2 separate regions of the Homo sapiens genome follow, and region 1 is linked to region 2. Evidence: read pairs that join two places in POLR2A ChIA-PET (ENCODE). Cell type or tissue: Caco-2. All regions are shown on one strand. Region 1 overlaps CTNND1 (catenin delta 1). Region 2 overlaps OR9Q2 (olfactory receptor family 9 subfamily Q member 2).

Evidence for each region. ChIA-PET counts read pairs that join two places held together with the same protein. Peaks named below come from ENCODE experiments on the same cell type or tissue, not always from the same donor. Only the 100,000 strongest peaks of a DNase experiment are listed, where the experiment ranks them.
Region 1: POLR2A ChIA-PET joins it to region 2 with 5 read pairs; 1 of 35 experiments calls an interaction of 5 or more read pairs at or near these places.

Annotation. Positions count from the first base shown.
Region 1 is chr11:57,795,854-57,798,353 of GRCh38, forward strand. It overlaps CTNND1 (catenin delta 1), which reads left to right. Exons shown (of 21, transcript NM_001085458.2): 6 at 604-1,139. TMX2-CTNND1 (TMX2-CTNND1 readthrough (NMD candidate)) reads left to right here. Exons shown (of 21, transcript NR_037646.1): 7 at 604-1,139. Among named protein-coding and RNA genes, the nearest start is that of CTNND1, 35 kb to the left of the region's middle. In Caco-2, no CTCF peak of the experiment used is centred here; no DNase peak of the experiment used is centred here.
Region 2 is chr11:58,191,167-58,193,666 of GRCh38, forward strand. OR9Q2 (olfactory receptor family 9 subfamily Q member 2) reads left to right here. Exons shown (of 2, transcript NM_001005283.3): 2 at 1-2,500. The coding sequence ends at 269. Among named protein-coding and RNA genes, the nearest start is that of OR9Q2, 3.3 kb to the left of the region's middle. In Caco-2, no CTCF peak of the experiment used is centred here; DNase peaks (open chromatin) are centred at 1,195 and 2,435.

The DNA of each region.
Region 1 (2,500 bases), 400 kb before region 2:
TGATCTCTGGCCAGATAGAAAGGATGAAGAGATGGGAAAATCTTATGGGATAGGGAAGACAGAAGGTATATCAGGGTCTATAGTAGCTTCCCTTATAAGCATAGTTACTGTCAGGGCAATTTTCCTGCTTGGGGACTTCCTATAGGATGGAAAGAAAGATAGATGGTAGGCTTTAAGGCATTCCTAGGTAAAGTGACCTAGGGATATAAAGATTTGTTTCTTTTGGAGTGGTATAGAATTTAATTGTTCATGGCTGGGCGCGGTGGGTCACGCTTGTAATCCCAGCCCTGTGGGAGGCTGAGGTGGGCGGATCACGAGGTCAGGAGTTTGAGACCAGTCTGGGCAACATAGTGAAACCCCGTCTCTACTAAAAATACAAAAAATTAGCCAGGTGTGGTGGTGTGTGCCTGTAATACCAGCTACTCGGGAGGCTGAGGCAGGAGAATTGCGTGAACCTGGGAGGCAGAGGTTGCAGGTGAGCCGAGATCACGCCATTGCACTCCAGCCAGGGCAACAGTGCAAGACTCCATCTCAAAAAAAAAAAAAGAATTTAATTGCTCACTTCCTTAATTAGTTTTTCTTTTTCTTGTTTCCTACTTGCAGGTCAAGAAAGTAGTGAAGACTGTGACAACACGGACAGTACAGCCAGTCGCTATGGGACCAGACGGGTTGCCTGTGGATGCTTCATCAGTTTCTAACAACTATATCCAGACTTTGGGTCGTGATTTCCGCAAGAATGGCAATGGGGGACCTGGTCCCTATGTGGGGCAAGCTGGCACTGCTACCCTTCCTAGGAACTTCCACTACCCTCCTGATGGTTATAGTCGCCACTATGAAGATGGTTATCCAGGTGGCAGTGATAACTATGGCAGTCTGTCCCGGGTGACCCGCATTGAGGAGCGGTATAGGCCCAGCATGGAAGGCTACCGGGCACCTAGTAGACAGGATGTGTATGGGCCCCAACCCCAGGTTCGGGTAGGTGGGAGCAGCGTGGATCTGCATCGCTTTCATCCAGAGCCTTATGGGCTAGAGGATGACCAGCGTAGTATGGGCTATGATGACCTGGATTATGGTATGATGTCTGATTATGGCACTGCCCGTCGGACTGGGACACCCTCTGACCCTCGTCGGCGCCTCAGGTAGGCAAGAATAGGGGAAGAGAAAAGGGTCTTTCCAAGACCAGGGACAAGGGGTAGCTTTTCCTTCAACTTCTAGGGGCTTTTTGGGATCAGAGATACTCGTGGCCTCCTCCCCTCTGCTTTTTTTTGGGGTGAAAAGCTACCCTGTTTTTCCCTTTTCTGACTTGGCTTAGTATTGACTTGCTATATATATATAATATAAATATATATATAATTTTTTAAATGAAAATAATATAATTTTATTTTTTATTTTTTTGAGACAGAGTCTTGCTCTTTCACCCATGCTGGAGTACAGGGGTGCCATCTTGGCTCACTGCCACCTCCGCCTCCTGGGTTCAAGTGATTCTCATGCCTCAGCCTCCCTAGTAGTTGGGACTACAGGCAAGCACCATCACGCCTGGCTAATTTTTATATTTTTAGTAGAGATGGGGTTTCACCATGTTGGCCAGGCTGGTCTCAAACTCCCGACCTCTGGTGATCCACCCGCCTTGGCCTCCAAAAGTGCTGGGATTACAGGCGTGAGCCACCGCGCCTGGTCCACAAGTTGTTTTCTATAATTGAATATATGGGCCAGGCGCGGTGGCTCACGCCTGTAATCCCAGCGCTTTTGGAGACTGAGGTGGGTGGATCACCTGAGGTCCGGAGTTCAAGACCAGCCTGACCAACATGGAGAAACCCCGCCTCTACTAAAAATACAAAATTAGCTGGGCGTAGTGGTGCATGCCTGTAATCTCAGCTACTCGGGAGGCTGAGGCAGGAGAATCATATGAACCCGGGAGGCAGAGGTTGTGGTGAGCCAAGATCATGCCATTGCACTCCAGCCTGGGCAACAAGAGCGAAACTCCACCTCAAAAAAAAAAAAAAAAAAAAACAACTTGTGATTGTTATTAGTCTGTGTCCTGAAGAATGAACTTTGCTTCTGCTTCTATGCTGAAGTTTTTGCTGTTTCTGGCTAAGATGTGACCCCCTTTTGGTGTGTTAGGCAGAGGATTCTGATGTCTGGGGCCATGGAATTCTTGCTCACTTCTTCCTGGGAATTTCTTTAGTTTCTGATTTGGTATTAAGAACAGAGTCCATTGGGCACGGTGTCTCACGCTTGTAATCCCAGCACTTTGGGAGGCCGAGTTGGGCGGATCACGAGGTCAGGAGATCGAGATCATCCTGGCTAACACGGTGAAACCCTGTCTCTACTAAAAATACAAAAATTAGCCGGGTGTTGTGGCTCGTGCCTGTAGTCTCAGCTACTCAGGAGGCTGAGGCAGGAGAATCACTTGAACCCGGGTGGCAGAGGCTGTAGTGAGCCGAGATCCCGCCACTGCACTCCAGCCTGGGTGACATAGTGAGACTGTCTCAAAAAAAAA
Region 2 (2,500 bases):
TGCAGATCCACTCTGCTGGAGGCCGGGCCAAGACCTTCTCCACCTGCGCCTCCCACCTCACTGCCGTCGCTCTTTTCTTTGGCACCCTCATCTTCATGTACCTGCGAGACAACACAGGCCAGTCCTCCGAGGGAGACCGAGTGGTGTCTGTGCTCTACACGGTGGTGACCCCAATGCTGAATCCCCTTATCTATAGCCTGAGAAACAAGGAGGTAAAAGAGGCCACTAGGAAAGCCCTGAGCAAATCAAAGCCTGCTAGAAGACCCTAAATGGACCCTTGTGAAATATATCATTCCTTAGTTTCCCCATCTTTTCTGTCTTTTCTCAATAGCACCTTCTGGAGAGACTTTCCTAAATAACCCTATGCAAAATCGCACCTGAACTTCCCACCTCCACTTTCTGATTTATTATTCCATGTAATACTTATCATCATCTGACATATTAGATGTTATATGTGTTTGACATTTTCTAATGCTCACAACTAGAAAGTAAGCAACATGAGAGCAAATACTTTTTTATCTGAGCTTCATTTCTATATGTCCAGTTCCTAGCAAAGCACCTAGCATGTGAAAGGCACTCAATAAATATTTGTTGAGTGAATGAATCTCAGGTTCCATTGTCTACTTTTAAGTTGTAATTTCTTCAGTCATCAGTTTTCTTATCTGTCAAGTAGATTTATCTACCTTATAGGACTATGGTTTTGAGGATCCAATGCATAAATGGACAAGGATCGCCTCTGTCTTATTCACTAGTATCTGCAGAACACAGTGCATTGCCCAACACAATAAATACTTGATGAGTGAAGCAAGAATATTTGGAAAATTATAAAGCAGTCTACAAATACAACTGCTGTTTTGATCCAAAGGTATTTTCCAAATTTTGTCATTTATTCATTTATTCTTTCTTTTTTTATCTTCTTGTTTCTGTGATTTTTGAATAACAATGAGGAAAATAATAATAATAATAATAATAATAATAATAGCAAGTTACACTTATTAGGCATTATTATCTTCCAGGACTTACAATAAGTTTGCTACAGGAATTATTTGATTTAATTTACAGGACATCCCTATGAGGTAGGTTCTATTATTATCTCTGCTTTATAGGTAGGTGAGGCACTTGAGGCTTAGAGATGTTGAGTAATATTCTCAAGGTCGGCAAGCAAGTAGTTGGGTGGGGCTTCCACCCAGCTAGGCCTGAGCTCCTATCGGACACACACACTGTTGCTAGCTGTAATCTATTGCCTATTCTATATAATCACTCAACCGGAATTTATTGTTATTGCTCTTTTCTTTTTCCTTTTATCTGGTGAAGAAAAGGTAAAAGTCCAATCTGTTGGTGTAGATGGCAGTCAACAAAATTCATTTTATAGCCCCTATGTTCTAGGATTGTATAATGTGACTTTGTGTATATATGTGTGTGTGTGTGTATAGTTGTGCATGATAAAGTGAAGTGTGTAAACAGCAACTTCTGAATTTGAGGAATGTTTGTTTTAAGGAGATATAATAAATATTTTAGAAAGGAGATGGCTGGGCATATTTAGGAAAAGGTATAGGGAAAAAATGAACACCTATGGCCAAGAGGTTTGGGATCATATATCAGCTCTGGTAGAAATCATTTAAAAACTGCAGATTGGGGTGAAGGAATACCACAGAATGCCTCTTGATGTTCATTTTCCAAATATTAACTGTCATGCAAATATTTTCAGAGCACACCAACATCTGTGGTGGGTGTTAGACATATTTGTGTTGTGGAAAGAACTCAGAACTTGGCACCAAAGTGTCCAGTCTGCCACTTCTTAGCAGTGTGGCTTCAGATTAATTAGTGCCTTTCAGCCTGCTTCTCCTCTGTGAAATAATACTTACTAAGCACTTACTCTGGGACATGATTTACATGTATCTCATTTATTCTCACAATAACTTGGTATATTTGGATAATTGGAAGGCATTCGGTAATATTATAAACATTATTTAGTGTTATTAATTACTGTTATTAATTCATGTTAGTATGGTGCTTGTCCAGGCTCCACAGCCTAGTGAGTAGTGATGGGCAGAGGGACCCATAGCTGATCTCTGGGCCTCTTTATTGAAGAACTGTCTGGAACAGTCCCTCCTGGGCCCAGATTAGCTCTAAACCTGGACATTTCCAGGAGTCAAGTTCTCAAATAATTTTTTAACTTAATTCTTAAGCTAGTGCACACTTACCATATCCTAGGTACAATGCTAAAAGCTTTACATGAATCCTTTATTTTAGCCCTCCTAACAATGTTAATGAAAAGTAATTTTTATTGACCCCATTTAGCAAAACAAAAAAGAAAATCTAAGACTCAGAGATATTATGTGACTTGACCAAGTTATGTAGCAAGAAAGTGGCAGATGAGGGAGGTTCTGTTCTCAGGTCTCTGACTCCAAAGTACATACTCTTATCTGATAACTGCCCTTCTGCACTCTTTCTTCTCCTTCTCCCAGGCCCTAGTTCCTGGTTATAGTTTGCTTCAGAG